2 separate regions of the Homo sapiens genome follow, and region 1 is linked to region 2. Evidence: chromatin loops called from intact Hi-C (ENCODE). Cell type or tissue: Caco-2. All regions are shown on one strand. Links, peaks and the distances in the headings refer to the core of each region. The heading gives the core; the rest is flanking DNA. Region 1 has its middle 13 kb from the start of UBASH3B. Region 2 overlaps UBASH3B (ubiquitin associated and SH3 domain containing B).

Region 1 (8,336 bases), core at 48-8,047, 90 kb after region 2:
CTTTCTTGAGCAGGGTCTAGAAATGTCTTTTTATTTTATTTTATTTTATTTTTTTGAGACAGAGTCTCACTCTGTCGCCCAGGCTGGAGTGCAGTGGTGCGATCTCGGCTCACTGCAAGCTCCGCCTCCTGAGTTCACGCCATTCTCCTGCCTCAGCCTCCCTAGTAGCTGGGACTACAGGCGCCCGCCACCACGCCCGGCTAATTTTTTTATATTTTTAGTAGGGACGGGGTTTCACCATGTTAGCCAGGATGGTCTCAATCTCCTGACCTCGTGATCCACCCGCCTCGGCCTTCCAAAGTGTTGGGATTACAGGCGTGAGCCACCGCTCCCGGCCTAGAAATGTCTTATGACTTGGTGCTCTTAGGAGGAAAGGGCAAGTTCCTTAAAGCAGCGAAGATGAATGTTTCAGGTGAAGCCAAGTGAAGGTTTAACTCACTCCTTCAGCCTCTGAAAGGCATCTAAAATAGAAATTCTCTCAGGATGAAGGTTGAACTGTCCTCTGGAGTCACACTGTATTGCTAGTAACCCTCATCATGTCTCAGGAATGCCTGGGATGAGGAACAGTGACCTGGAAATTTATTGATTGCAAATTGCATTTAAAAATTGCAGTGGACCAGGCATGGTCACTCATGCCTGTAATCCCAGCACTTTGGGAGGCTGAGGTGGCCAGATCGCTTGAGGTCAGAAGTTCGAGACCAGCCTGGCCAACACGGTGAAACCCCGTCTCTATCAAAAATACAAAAATTAGCTGGGCTTGGTGGCGAGGTCCTGTAATCCCAGCTACTTGGGAGGCTGAGGCAGGAGAATTGCTTGAACCCGGGAGACAGAGGTTACAGTGAGCCAAGATTGCACCACTGCACTCCAGCCTGGGTGACAGAGCGAAACCTTGTATCAAAAAAAAAAAAAAATATATATATATATATATATACACACACACACACACACTCACACACACACACACACACACACTCACACATATATATATAGGCCTGGTGCAGTGGCTCACACCTGTAATCCCAGCACTTTGGGAGGTCAAGGCTGGTGGATCACTTGAGGTCAGGAATTCGAGACCAACCTGTCCAACATGGTGAAACCCTGTCTCTACTAAAAAGATGAAAAATTAGCCGGGCATGGTGGCGTGCACCTGTAATTCCAGTTACTTGGGAGGCTGAGGCAGGAGAATCACTTGAACCCGGGAGGTGGAGGTTACAGTGAGCTGAGATCAAGCCACTGCACTCCAGACTGGGTGACAGGGCAAGACTCTGTTTCAAACAAACAAACAAAATAAACAAAATAAAGTAAAAATAAAAATTTTAGTGGGCCAGGTGTGGTGGCTCATGCCTGTAGTCCCAGCCCAACCCAGCTGAGGTGGCTGGATTGCTTGAACCCAGGAGTTCAAGACCGGCCTGGGCAACATGGTGAAACCCCGTCTCTACAAAAAATATACACAAAAAATGAGTTGGGCATGGTGGCGCACGCCTGTAGTCCCAGCTACTCAGGATGCTGAGGCAGGAGAATCCCTTGAGCCTGGGAGGTCAAGGCTTCAGTGAACTGTGATGGCACCACTGCCCTCTAGCCTGGGTGACCTGTCTCAGAAAAAAAAAAAAAGCAACGTGAAGATCAGGTGCGGTGGTTTAGCCTGTAATCGCAGCACTTTGGGAGGCCAAGGCAGGAGGATCACTTGAGCCCAGGAGTTTGAGACCAGCCCAGGCAACATAGTGAAACTCCATCTCCACAAAAAAGAAAAGAAAATTTGCAGAGACAGCATACTTGGCATCTAGATTTTGAGTTCTAAGTATCATTTTCTACTAAAACGAGCCAGAGCTTCATGGAGAGATGCTGATTCCAGGTCAGAGGCAGGGCAATCGCAAGGTGGGCCTAGAGTATCTTGTGCTAGATCCTTGATTGGTACTTGAATCCCAAAAAAATCAGCTACGAAGGACGTTTTTGGGACAGTTTGGGAAATTTGAATGTGGACGCAGTGTTGGATGCTGTTTTTGTATGAATGTGAATTTCCCTAGATGTGATACTGGTGTTGTGATTAGGTTGTGATTATGAATGTTCTTGCCCTTGGGAAATGCAGGCTGGAGTTTTCGGGGTGAAATGTCATAATATGGGCAGCCTTCTAGATGATTTGGCTAAAGAGAAGTGTGTGTGAATAGAAAGAGTGAAGCAAGGTGGATATGGCAAAAACCTGCTGCTGGTGAATCTAGGTGAGAAAACATATGAGGTTTTGTTGTATTATTCTCTTTGTATTATTCTTTCCAATTTTCTGGGGGTTTTAAAATGTTCATTTTTTTAAATTAAGAAATGAAAATGTTCAATTTAAAACAAAAAATTAAGAAATTGTGACTGAGCATGGTGACTCATAACTGTAAGCCCAGCACTTTGGGAGTCTGAGGTGGGCGGGATTGCTTTAGTCAAAGAGTTCGAGACCAGCCTGGGCAACATGGCAAGACCCTGTCTCTTAAAAAAATATAAAAAATTAGCCGGGCATGATGGTGCCTGTCTGTAATCCCAGCTACTGGAGAGGCTGAGGTGGGAGAATTGCTTGAGCCTGGGAGGCAGAGGTTGCAGTGAGCCGAGATCGTGACACTGCACTCCAGCCTGGGCGACAGAGGGAGACTCTGAGGAAACAAAAAAAAAAAAAGAGAAAAACAGAAAGAAATTGTGGCTAGGTGTGGTGGCTCACACCTGTAATCCCAGCACTTTGGGAGCCCGAGGCAGCAGGATCACTTGAGCCCGGGAGTTTGAGACCAGCCTGGGCAACATTATGAGACCCTGTTTCTTTTTTCTTTTTCTTTTCTTTCTTTCTTTTTTTTTTTTTTTGAGAACAACAAGAGCATTTAGCTCTTGTTGCCCATGCTGGAGTGCAGTGGCCTGACCTCGGCTCACTGCAACCTCTGCGTCCCAGATTCGAGCAATTCTCCTGCCTCAGCCTCCCGAGTAGCTGGAATTACAGGCACGCACTACCATCTCTGGCTAATTCTGTATTTTCAGCAGAGACGGGGTTTCACCATGTTGGTCAGGCTGGTCTTGAACTCTTGACATCAAATGATCCACCCACCTCGGCCTCCCAAAGTGCTGAGATTATAGGCGTGAGCCACCGCGCCTGGCCTGAGAGACCCTGTTTCTATTTTAAAAATTAGACATAAAGTAAAATAAAAAAGAAATTGCAGTTAAGCCTTTCAAATGACGGAGGACCTTGGGTCTCTCTCCAGTGGTTGTAGAGCCTTGCAGGAAAGATTACTTCACCTGAGCAGGGGATGCTCTCACTCTGAGTGCCTAGCACTGGCCCCAAGGTGCCAGAGCCGTCTAAGCTGCTTGGCTTCCGGTTCTTGGACTTTTCCGTTTTCACATCACCACACAGGCGTCTCACAAATCCACAGATCCAGCTAGTAATCACTGGCTAAGAGCATCAACATGATTGGCCTTTGAAATCTGAGGAAGGTGGTTCTTCTTCAGGATGCTCACGGTCACGCAACTTTTTCTGTAAATAAAGGCTCTTGAGAACATCTCCAGGGAAGTGCTTTTCCCTGAAATGGGTTTGCCTCTCTCCCACATTACCCTTGTTACATACCACCCACCCCTCATTAGAGCCAGTGTTTTTAAACCTTTCTGTAGAGAAAAGAGTGCCCTAGACATGTGTAAATCTATTTCTGGTCCCCTCTGTTTTCAGGAATGTCACCATCCCTCGCCTCCTGTGACTAATCCATGCTGTTCCTCAGAGCCAATCTCTTCCCCATTTAGAAAGTGGCTCCTGGTGAAGTTGCCAACAAGTGCTTCTCTGAGCGTATCTGGAAAAAGTTCTGGGAAGCTGAGGGATACTTGGTCTGAGTGCTGAATGGCCACTCTGTGAAGTGGTGTGAGGGTTGTGGCTTGCTCTTATCTGTTCGTCTGTTTTGAAAATAATCACTCATTCACTTGTTCAGGATGAGTAACAGTCTATGGCGGATGAATAGTAAATCATTGATTTCATTTCCTGTGAATGTCTTCTGCTTGGGGCTCTGACTGGCAGAGAGAAGCATTCCAAAAATGTTTTGAGCAAACACAGTGAGTGGAGTTAGGCCAAGTGGGTAGCTTCCCAAGATGTACTGCTATGCTGGGGATGGCAGGGATTTAGATGTTTTCATTTCAGTATAGTTACATGAAATATCGATCTTGTTCTTTATTTCATAATCACATCTCATATATGGACTAGTAAATTGTTATGAACAAGAGATAGTGGAAAGAGACTAAAGTTAACTTGTCACTGGCTGGGCACAGTGGCTTACACCTGTACATATATGGACTAGTAAATTGTTATGAACAAGAGATAGTGGAAAGAGACTAAAGTTAACTTGTCACCGGCTGGGCACAGTGGCTTACGCCTGTAGTCCCAGCACTTTGGAAGGCCAAGGCCGGCGGATCACTTGAGGTCAGGAGTTCAAGACCAGCCTGGCCAACATGGTGAAACCCTGTCTCTACTAAAAATACAAAAATTAGCCGGGCGTGATGGTGCATGCTTGTAATCCCATCTACTCAGGAGGCTGAGGCAGGAGAATGGCTTGAACTCGGGAGGTGGAGGTTGCAGTGAGCTGAGATTGTGCCGCTGCACTCCAGCCTGGGTGACAGAGCAAGACTCCATCTTAAAAAATAATAATAAAATAAAAAAATAAAGTTAACTTATCACCAAGTGCATATCAGGTCGTTTATATGAATTATTTCATTTAATCCTTATAACATCCCTGTAACTAAAGTTTTATTTTTCTCATTTTACGGATGAGAAAAGCAAGACTCAGGTGAGATTTACCCAAACACAGTTAGTAAGTACCAGAAGCTGAAATCCACACTTTTCCACTGTTGTCTGCCATCTCCAGTAATTTGTAGTCAACTCTACTATTTTCTCGATACGTAATGGTCAAGAGTCCTTTCATCCCCAGACACACATCTGGGCTATCTCCTTTTCCTGACCAGTTAGCACGTGATCTTGGTGAAATGGTCTTCGGTGAAATTTGTTGAGAAGAATAAGAACAATCATTTTCAAGCCAGATTGTTTTTTTTGTTTGTTTGTTTGAGACGGAGTCTTGCTCTGTCCCCCAGGCTGGAGTGGAGTGGCGCGATCTCAGCTCACTGCAAGCTCCACCTCCCGGGTTCATGCCATTCTCCTGCCTCAGCCTCCCGAGTAACTGGGACTACAGGCACCAGCCACCACGCCCGGCTAATTGTTTGTATTTTCAGTAGAGACGGGGTTTCACCGTGTTAGCCAGGATGGTCTCAATCTCCTGACCTCGTGATCCGCCTGTCTTGGCTTCCCAAAGTGCCGGGATTACAGGTGTGAGCCACCTCGCCCGGCTCAAGCCAGATATTAATGAAGCCCATACTGCTGCTTGTCTCCGTTAGTCTGAAAAATAAACTTGAATTATTCCTTTATTGTAGCAATCAGATATATCATTGATTTAGGTCACTCTCAATCATTCTGAAATCAATAGATAACAGGATATCACCAATTTTCTTAAGAGATGTTGTAGGGCTAGGAGCAGTGGCTCACTCCTGTAATTCCAGCACTTGGGGAGGCCAAGGCAGGTGGACTGCTTGAGCCCAGGAGTTCAAGACCAGCCTGGACAACATGGCAAAACTCTGACTCTACCCCCCAAAATATACAAAATTCAGACAGGCATGGTGGCACGTGTCTACAGTCTCAGCTACTCGAGAGGCTGAGGTGAGAGGATCAAGAGGTGGAAGGATCCCTTGAGCCTGGGAGACAGAGGTTGCAGTGATATCATACCACTGCACTCCAGCCTGGGTGATAGAACCAGGCCTCATCTCAAAAACAAAACAAAAACAGAGATGTAGACACTATACATCAATTCTGAAAAAATAAAATAAAATAAAACAGTACATTGAAAGGTAATCAAATAACACTTTTAGGAGGCTAGCACAGTATTTAAAAGTGTGGTCATTGCAATTAAATATCAGAGCCTTTCTACTTAGAGTAACACTGTTTCTGCTGTTTAAACTTGGAAATTGCCGGGCGCGGTGGTGGCTCACACCTGTAATCCCAGTACTTTGGGAGGCCAAGGAGAGCGGATCACCTGAGGTCAGGAGTTAGAGACCAGCCTGACCAACATGGAGAAACCCCGTCTCTACTAAAAATACAAAAATTAGCCGGGCGTGGTGACACTTGCCTATAATCCCAGCTACTCGGGAGGCTGAGGCAGGAGAATCGCTTGAACCTGGGAGGCAGAGGTTGCGGTGAGCCGAGATCGCGCCATTGCACTCTAGCCTGGGCAACAACAGCAAAACTCTGTCTCAAAAAAAATAAAAATAAAAAAATAAACTTGGAAATTAACTTAAACTCTACAAACTTCAGTTTCTGTATAGGTAAAACAGAGATAAGAGACTATCTTCATAAGGCTGTGTGATTATGTTATTAAATAATGGAGGTCAAGTCCAACACAGAATCTGACACATAGAATACCTTGCGGACTTCAACTCAAAAAATGAAATGATGTCAAATCATGGTAGTGATAAATGAAGAAAATAAAACAGGTGAATGAGAAAGAGAGCGAAGGGGAAGAGGGCACCTTAGCTGAGCTGGAAGGGAAGGCTGGCAGCAGGGAGGTGATATTTAAGTTGAGGTCTGAACGTTCAGCAGGAGGTAGACATACCAGATGAAAATAACAGTGATGCCAGGCTTAGCTGGAAAAGACCTGAGTTCAAGTTCTGATTCTTCTACTTCTGACCCAGTTCACTTTAAACAATGCTGAATCTCATACTCCTGGACTGCAAAAAGATTTTTTAAAATGCCACATAAATGCTGAGTGTAATGGCTCATGCCTGTAAATCCCAGCACTTTGGGAGGCCAAGGCGGAAGGATCGCTTGAAGCCAGGAGTTTGAGACTAGCCTGGGGAACAAAGGAAGACCTGGTCTTCTTATTTTATTTTATTTTTTAGAGATGGTCTCGCTACATTGCCCAGGTTAGCCTGAAACTCCTGAGCTCAAGTGATCCTCCCGCCTCTGCCTCCCAGGGTGCTGGAGTGCTGGGATTAAAGGTGTGAGCCATCACACCCGGCTGACCCAGTCTTCAAAAATTAAAAAAAAAAAAAAAAAAGTACATTGCAGACTGCAAAATCCTACAAACTCTGAGCTAGTGCATCCCTCCATTTATACTGAAAATAAACCACTGTATCCATTTAATCATCCACTCATGCATACATTCCTTTATTTCCTCATTCATTATGCAGGGTTGATGAGCCTGAAACTGGACTGGCTTTGGAATAGCTCTCGTGTGTGGGGCTTTACAGTTATAACATCAGTAGTCCTGGGCAGGTGGCAGTACTGTTGCCATTTCATAGATGAAGAAATTGGGAATCGCTTTTAATGATCATGGCTAAAGTGACAACATCTATATTCAAGGTAGTTGCCTGTCTCCACTGCCAGGTGAGAACACCTTGAAGGAAAGGATGTCATCAGGGTTCCGACTGGGGATGTTCGTTGAGGTGTCTTTCATCTTGTTAGCCTCTACATTGCTGGAGCCCCTACAAGCTCTTATGAGGTGTTAAGCACACACTATAAAAATGAAGACAAGATGGCTGCAGTCTGGCTGGCGTTCTTCCTTAAGAAACAACGGGTGTGAAACAGGCCTTCCCTGGGGAAGGTGTGCGGCCACTTATAAATGAAGCCGCCATATTTTCTGAAGCAAACCTCAGCTCATGTCACCTGACAATAAGATGCAATATTTAAAGTTGGACTGTCCCTAGCAGGGACTTGCTTGCTAAAAGAAGTCATTCTTACAATGGACTTGGGTCTAGCTAACTCGCTAACTACCAGTAATACTGGAATTAGAATGGGAGACGGGAAAGAAAAAGGGAAAACAAAATAGGTACAGGTGAAAATACAGTCCAGGCTCATCTACCTCCGAATCCCTGAGTTTTCTTATTTCTACTCATTAAAACCTGGGGAGGACAGCTCTTTGCCTATTGTTAATATCCCAGGGGTAACAACTACACAATGAGAGCTGGAGCTAGTTTCATAGAAATGATCTGTAAGGAATGAAAATAAGTGAATATCTTGAAATTCTTGACAACTTCAAATCTCCTGGGCCCATCAGAGGGGACAGAAGCCAGTTCAAGAAACCCCTAATTGTTGTCCTTTGCTGTTAGTCTGGAGGGGTTTAAAAGGCAAGCTGGCCGGATGCAGTGGTTCACGCCTATAATCCTAGCCCTTTGGGAGGTCAAGGCGGGTGGATCACTTGAGGTCAGGAGTTTGAGACCAGCCTGGCCAACATGGTGAAACCCCATCTCTACTAAAAATACAAAATTAGCCAGGCGTGATGGTACATGCCTGTAAT
Region 2 (8,336 bases), core at 81-8,080:
ATGCATTCTTTCTTCAGGAACATTCTTTCCCTTCCCTACAGTAATATCTCTGCCCACCTCTCAATCTTAGCTTAAATCTTCTATGTTGCTTTCCTTGATCCTTTATTTCCTTTCATTTCTTCATTTCATTCCATTTCATTTCATTTTGAGAGAGGGTCTCACTATGTTGCCCAAGCTGGACTGAAACTCCTGGGCTCAAGCGATCCTCTCTCCTCAGCCTCCCAAGTAGCTGAGATTGCGGGTGTGAACCACCACGCCTGGCTTCCCGATCCTTAAATCTCCCAGTTACACATTCTCATGACACCCTGCATTTCTTTCCCAGCATGCATTCTGCTTGTAGTTAATTACTTATTTGATGTGTGTTTTCCTTCTCATCATGTGTGCGTGTTAGCCTGTTGATCTCAGTGCTAAGTGTAGTACAGGCCATGAGGTAGATGCTCAGTAAGAATGAAGAGCGTCGCTAAAGCCCCACCTTCTACATAAACTCCTGAATTCTCCCAGCATTCTCTCTGTGTTCCCCTAGCCCTTTTTTTTCCATTCTGCATGAATTAGTATTTAGAGTTTTATCTGTCTCTCTCCTCCATAAGCTTATGAACTTCTTGGAGAAAAAGGCCAGGTCTCCCTTCTGCATGCCTTAACTTCTAGCATGATGCCCATGCTGAGAACTTGTAGTTCTCAGAACTAAAAGCATCAGAATATAGAATGAGGTTGTGTCCGAAAAAACTCTAGGGATGAGTTACACAGTTCTGAGAAGAAATGAAAGAACACCGAGAAGCAGAGGGAGTTGGGCTTTAGCAGTAGATGTTTTTATCTGTGCACTTGGAGAACTGGCACAAAGCTGAAATAACAAGAAGTTAGGAAGCATTCTTGACTTCTCTATCTTTCTCTGCCAGGTACCAAAGCATCCTAAATGAGGCTGAACTGCACTGCCTTTCCCCTTTCTGAACCTCCACTGTCTTGGGCCAGAATATCTTTGTCTCTTACCTGGCAAGTCTGCTCTGGTTTCCTGTCTTCTCTCCCATTTTATACACCATCCACATTGCTATCAGTTATTCTAGAGCTCAGATGTAACCATATTACCTCTGCTTAAACCTTCAGGGACTCCCTGTTACCTACAGGTAAAATCCTTTTCAGATGGTGTCCAAGGTGCTCCATGATGGTGTCCAAATCTATGTCTCTAGGCTCAAGCCGCCACTTCGCTCTCATGCCCCCTACATCCCACAACTCTGAACTCTGCCTCCCTCATGACCTCATTTTCTTCTTTGCCTTTGCACATGCTGGGCCCTCTGCCTGGAACTCGGCTTCCCCACTTCGACAAGTAGATAGATGTCTTCTACATACTTTTCTATGTCCAGATCAAATATTTCTCTGTGAAATATGGTGGAATTAGTTGTTGCTACTAGGGACTCTCAGAACTCTCTGGGCATTTCCCACACTGTGTATTCCTTTACCGAACCCAAAGAGGACAGGGCAATGTCTTTTTCTTCTTTGAACCTCTCGCCTCTATCACATATTAGGTGCTCAACAAATGTTTAATAACTAAAGGAATGAGGTCTAGGTCTTTGTGAATTGGGCTGGTGGAACAGGACTTCCTGTTCATCTAGCATTGCATTTCTTTCCTTAACTAGAAGAGTGTGTATTTAGCCTGTCTTTGTGACAAGCTGTTCTGGTTAGGAAAGAGTTATATTACACTAGCTTTCTGTTACCCACATGTTCGGGACTGTAAATTTCATTGCCCATCTAGTGTAAGAACTGCAAATGAAGCAGTTTAGTGCACTAAAAATACTATTTTAAGTACATTCCAAGGGCAAATAAACAAACGAGAAATATATGCTATTGGGTATTATCCATGTGATTGTTCTAATGTCATTTTGCTTGGAATTTATGCAGTTCTTCTCTACTCAACCTCTTAAGTGCAAATAATTGAAGGTTGTCAAAACATTTGAAATAACTCTGACCCTCATGTGTACAATAATAATAAGGTGCAGAAAAAGTACTGGCCTCCAAAAAGGGGAAAAGTTCACTCCTGAATGGCTTAAGTAAAAATAAAATGAGTTTATATAAAGTTTGCTAGGAAACAGGAAGTTAGAAAAAACTGTGATAAGGAAAGCCATAAAGAGCAATGGTGACCTAGAAAAGACAGATCTGAAAATGCAGAGGGAAACGTTTTGACACAGATGCAGGATCATTTCTCTAAGGGTTTTTTCTTTTTCTTTTTCTTTTTTTTTTTTAAGATACAGCTTAAAAAGTGAGGATTAAACTCATCATAATTCTATAAGATTAAGCACATCTGATGAGGGGGGAAAATGATTATTCACTCTACTGGAATTGCCTTAATGAAACCGTCTTGATGAAAGCTGCATCTTAAAATACTCATCCAGTGATGAGGACTTATTTCAAGATGTAAACCAAGGCAGTCGTTGGAGTGAGGCTTGCTTGTGAAGCACACCACATCTTCAGGATGCTGAGCTAAGCCAGATTACAGTGTGCTCACCAAGTGTCCCTCCCAGATGGCTTTTCTGGACAGCCAGTTCCCACCCTAGTGGTATACTGGAAGCCACCAACAACTAGTAAATCTATGAACACCATTCAAGCAAAGACATGGGGTCAGAGCACAGTGGCTTCAGACCTTGAGCCTCTTCCTTTCTCCTTGGGAATCCCCGTCTGCTCAGGCCAAGTCCTTTCCTCAGGCTCAGCCATGTCAAGCTCTTTTCAATGTCTTCCTCTTCACTGTAGCTGTTGATAAGGCCCACAGTTGATCACCAGGCTATCAGCCCCTTTTCTGTGCTCATGAAAACCAAAAGCTTTTGAAGTACAAATCTTAAGGGAGGAGACATTCAATTTTGGCTGGGCGTGGTGGCTCAAGCCTGTAATCCCAGCACTTTGGAGGCTGAGGCAGGCAGATCACCTGAAGTCAGGAGTTCAAGACCAGCCTGGCCAAGATGGCAAAACCCCATCTTTACTTAAAACACAAAAAATTAATGAGGTGTGGTGGTGCACACTTGTAGTCTCAGCTACTAAAGAGGCTGAGGCATGAGAATTGCTTGGACACAGGAGGCGGAGGTTACAGTGAGCTGAGATCATGCCACTGCACTCCAGCCTGGGCGACAGAGTGAGACTCTGTCTCAAAAACAAAACAAAAAAAAAGAGAGGAGACATTAAATTTTGACTGCTCAAATCTGCTGTAAATTCTCTTGTGCATCATTCAAGATACAAGTCAACTGTCATCCTCTAAGATATTCTAGTTCTTCAATAAGACAAGACATTACTTCTTCTGAGTTCATGCAGTGCTATACATACCTCTATTATCATATACTCTTATCATTACAATAATAATCTGTTGACATATCCATGGGTGTCTGTAAAGCAAAAATTCCAGGGCTACTCAACACATGTGTGGAATGAATACATCAATGAAGGCAGCTGCGAATGGAGGATTATGGGAAGTAGATTGTCTGTCAACACCCATTAAGAAACAAAAGCTAAACATGTTGAATGGCAGGAATTACTGATGTGAAACTTGGATCTGGGCCATGCTTTGGCGCGAGGCACTTGAACCACATAAACAAGCAAACTGGATGGCTGGGATTTGTTTCTAGTGACTTATCGTTGACATACTTGTTGATGTTAAGACTCCTCTTTCCAAAGTCAATACCTTCATCCAATCACTGCCAGACATCTTTCCCTGAAGAATTTTTTAAACTGGACACCAGGGAACTCCAGAAATAATAGAGATTGAAGAAAGCACTTTGTATTCGTGATGATCTGAATTAAAATTTAATTGGGTTTGAGATGGAGTGAGTGGGAAGCTGCTAAGGTTAGTCTTCCACAGCAAAGGAGGGAAACATTCTCTGCTGTGTATGAAGCCAACACCCCACCTCTACACTCGACTCCCCATATCCAAAGACCTTTGGCATTTTCTGTTTAGCACAAAGGCTTCGAGTCTTTAAAGAGAGAAAAGCCAATTATATGACCAGTTGGGTGGGGAGACCCTTGCTCTGCTATCCCAAAAGGCCTTCAAAAGCTTTCTGCTTGATATTATGTAGGTATAGTGACGGGTACATCATAACAAGCCAGGAATTTTAATGATTCATTGAGAGAGATACTAACATTCCACTGGAGGGAAGGAAGGCAGGTAGGATTCTGCCACTATTTGAATAGGAGGAGCTATTGATTAGAATCTATTGTTTGGAATCCAGAACACTGCCTGTCCCTTTGAATGAGGATGGGAAATTCCAGGGAAAACCTTTTCTGATAAAGTTGTTGGTTTACACAAGTGTCCTTACTTTAAGGCTATTTTTAATTAGCTTGTTAGTTTATCTAATTGAGGGTTGTTGGGGGTGGAAAGATGGGTGGTGGAAAGACAAACCACGATTTCATCTCCATTATAAACACAGGAAATACGTGGGGCTACAATAGGACTTTACAAGTTGTATTTTACAAGTTGCAGGAAATACCATGGAAGAACACAAGCCTTCCTTAAGGCAAGATGAAGTCCAGCCCAGAGCAAAATTCCTGTGTCTCCATTAGGAAACAGAGACTTACAACGTGCAGGGCCTGGGCAAGAGTATAAAGAGAGGCCCACATACACCAATGTCTAAATGTTTACAAATAATAAATCAAGCGAACCAACTCATAAATATGCCTTAGCCTCCAACCTTGGCCAATATACCTTCATAACAACCTGGTTAGAGGCTCAGACTTCTTGCCATTGTGTGTCAGGGTATGGCAACCTGGGAAGAGCCAGCAGCCAGCCGGCCTTGGTCTGTTCTCCTGTGGTCTGCTTCCATCTGCTTTTAGCTCAGACCCTGGCTTCTGTGGGGGTACCAGGAGGGTCCTCACATGTATGCATATGGGTACCCCAAGAAGATGTCAAAGTTGTGTCCACACCCCCACAAACAGAAGCTCCTTTGTCATCCTCAGGGCTAGGGCTGTCTGTCTTTGGGAGACTAGAGATGGGGGAGACACCCCGGAAGCAGGTTCCTCATCATTTGTGTTCCTAATATCCAGAGCATGGTGTGTGTGTGTGTGTGTCGTCGGGGTGGGAGACACATAGGCTCCAGGGTATGCACATCTCCTTCAAACTAAGAACTCTTCACTCTGTACTAAAGAACGTGGCCATGGGAAGACCAGAATGCAGTGCTCTAGGCTAGGACATGTCTGGGTACAAAAACCTCAGTAGTGAGTGTGACAAGAGAGCAAACATTTAAACAAACTAGTAGAGCAGTCCTGCCTTATCTGTGGTTTCACTTTCCAAGGGTTCAGTTACCAGTGGTCAACTGTGGTCCAAAAATATTAAGTGAAAAATTGCAGAAATAAACAACTCACAAGTTTCCAATTGTGTGACGTTCTGGGTAGCATGATAAAATCTTGAGCCATCCAACTCCATTCCACTAGGGACATGAATCATCCCTTTGTCTAGTCTGGATACAGGCTGTGGATGCAGTAGTGAATCCACACTGTTTGCACTCTCCGCCTGTTAGTCACTTAGTTATCTAGTGACTAGATATCTAGGTTATCAGACCAACTGTCCCAGTATTGCAGTGCTTATGTTCACATGACCATTATTTTACTTTATAATGGCCCCAAAATGCAAGAGTAGTGAGGCTGGCAATTTGGATATCCCCAAAGAGAAGACGTAAAGTTCTCCATTTAAGTGAAAAGGTGAAAGTTCTCAACTTAATAATGAAAGAAAAAAAATTGCATGCCAAAGTCACCCAGGTCTACAGTAAAAACTCATCTTCCATCCATGAGATTGTGAAGAAGGAAGAAGAAATTTGTGCTGGTTTTGCTGCCACACCTCAAACTGCAAAAGTTATAGCCATAGTGCATGATAATTGCTTAGTTAGGATGGAAAAGGTGTTAAATTTGTGGGTGGAAGACATGACCTGAAACAGAATCCGATTGGCACAATTGGGTCTGGTGCTCTCTGCGCTTTCAGGCATCCACTGGGAGTCTTGAGTATCCCCAAGGATAAGGAGGGGCCACTGTAATAGGAAAATCACACTGTAGAGACTATGGGGATTGCAGACATGGCAGAACCTTTAGGGGGCAGAAGTAGTGAAGGTTCCACTGTCAGGGAGGGAAATGAAAGACAGCAAGACAAGGACAGAAGGTGAATAAGAATCCAAATATTGGCCAGGAGCGGTGGCCCATGCCTGTAATCCCAGGACTTTGGGAGGCCGAGGCGGGCGGATCACCTGAGGTCGGGAGTTCAAGACCAGTCTGACCAACATAGAGAAATCCCGCCTCTACTAAAAATACAAAATGAGCCGGGCGTGGTGGCACATGCCTGTAATCCCAGCTACTAGGGAGGCTGAGGCAGGAGAATCACTTGAACCTGGGAGGCAGAGGTTGCAATGAGCCGAGATCGTGCCATTGCACTCCAGCCTGGGCAACAAGAGCAAAACTCTGTCTCAATTAAAAAAAAAAAAAAAAAGAATCCAAATATTTGCATCACAGCGGGCTGAGAAGGCAAGCTCAGTTGTGCAGCGATGTGCAGTGCTGGCCCTACACCTCTGTGAGGGGGTTTGGCTTAGGATAGGCCTCTCTGGGTGTCTGAGGAGGCTGACCTGAAACAGAGATGGTCTGGCAACATGAATGGAAAATACCAAGGATGGCATGGAGTTCACGTTGGCCACTGTGCCCGGCCAAGTCCTTGGGTCTCTTAGGGGACACATGGAAAGGCGGGAACCTCCCCACAATGTGAGTGCAATTGTTCAAGGACCCGTGTGATGTCACCCACACCCTGTCATGTCTGTGGAAGCCACTTCTTCCACAGCCACCAAGCCATCTCGGCTCACTGCAAACTCCACCTCCTGGGTTCAGGCAATTCTTCTGCCTCAGCCTCCCAGGTAGCTGGGATTACAGGCGCACACCATCATGCCCAACTAATTTTTGTATTTTCAGTAGAGATGGAGTTTTGCCATGTTGGCCAGGCTGGTTTTGAACTCCTGGCTTCAAGTGATCCACCTGCCTCGGCCTCCAAAGTGCTAGGATTACAGGTGTGAGCCACTGCACCTGGCCTTTTTTTTTTTTTTTTTTTTTTTTTTTTTAGATAGGGTCTCACTCTGTCACCCAGGCTGGAGTGCAGGCATGATCATGGCTCACTGCAGCCTCGAACTCCCATGCCCAACTGATCCTCCCAGCTCAGCTTCCCAAGAAGCTGGGACCTCAGGTACGAAGCTAACTGCCTGGGTAACTTTTTAGGGTTTTTTTTTTTTTTTTTTTTTTTTGTAGAGATAGGGTCTTGCTATGTTGCCAGGCTGGTTTCAAACTCCTGGGCTCAAGCGATCCTCCCACCTGGGCCTCCCAACGTGTTAGGATTACAGGCATGAGCCACTGTGCCCAGCCTGGAACATTTTAAAGCAAATCCCAGGTATTATATCATTTTACTCCAAAATACTCATAAAGATTTATTTACCCTAGAGTATTTTAAAACAACCCAGACATTAGCATGCATCTCTGATAAGAACTGTTTTATCTTTAACATAATCACTTGCCTTTATCATATCTAACATTTATAATCATTCTTTAATATCACTGAATATCAAATCCACATTCATTTTCCCCTGATGGTCTCAAAAATGTCTTTTTCCAATCAGTTTGTTTGAATCAGGGCCAATGAAGGTCCTGACTTCAGCAGGATGGAAAGCCCCAGTGTGTGGCTCAGGCACCAGGGCCTCTCACACCCCTTCCCCTCAACAAGAACCGCGTGGCATCTCAGCTGAACTGGGCCACAAGACCAAAAGTGACAAGGCTTCATCTTCTGGGCTTTCTGGCCTCTGGAGAAATAAGTCTCAGTGGGAACTGCAGGGAGCTGGCCCCTGTGGCGTTGGAGTACTCACTCCGCAGTCCTAGTCAGAGAGCCACTGTCCAGAGCCTCCCAGTCCTCCCAGGATTTAGGTCACTGAGCCACAGTAGACCTGCAATGAAAGTGGGTTCCTGCTCTCTCTGGTACTCCCTCTACTTTTCATGATTTGATCTTTCTAGTTAAAGGCCAAAGACAAGCTGCATGGGGTGATAGAGCCGAAAGCAGGGACGGCAGGCTGAGCACTCTCTGTCCCCGTCTGACCGGGTGGCCTTGAGCAAGTCTCTGACCAATCAGTTTCTTTACTTCCAAAGTGAGAGGGAGGGATTTAACAATCCCTAAGACCCTCTAGCTCTGACATTTTATGACTCTAAGCTCAAAAGCCACCAAATGACTTTGTTTCTGCCCCTGTGCTAGATGTTAGAAGTACACAGATGTCTCTCTTCTTAGATGATAAACTGTTTAAGGGGAGGGGCTCTATCAGATTTTGTCATCACCAGACTCCAGCACAGTGCAAAGCGCATTC

Evidence for each region. Hi-C counts contacts between places; a loop is a spot of excess contacts. Peaks named below come from ENCODE experiments on the same cell type or tissue, not always from the same donor. Only the 100,000 strongest peaks of a DNase experiment are listed, where the experiment ranks them.
Region 1: it touches region 2 in a loop (5-fold over the local background); 11 of 110 quality-filtered maps call a loop at or near these places.

What each region holds. Positions count from the first base shown.
Region 1 is chr11:122,638,251-122,646,586 of GRCh38, reverse strand. No RefSeq gene overlaps it. Among named protein-coding and RNA genes, the nearest start is that of UBASH3B, 13 kb to the left of the region's middle. In Caco-2, for the core only: no CTCF peak of the experiment used is centred there; a DNase peak (open chromatin) is centred at 3,946.
Region 2 is chr11:122,728,695-122,737,030 of GRCh38, reverse strand. The region is part of intron 1 of UBASH3B (ubiquitin associated and SH3 domain containing B); the gene reads right to left. Among named protein-coding and RNA genes, the nearest start is that of UBASH3B, 77 kb to the right of the region's middle. In Caco-2, for the core only: no CTCF peak of the experiment used is centred there; no DNase peak of the experiment used is centred there.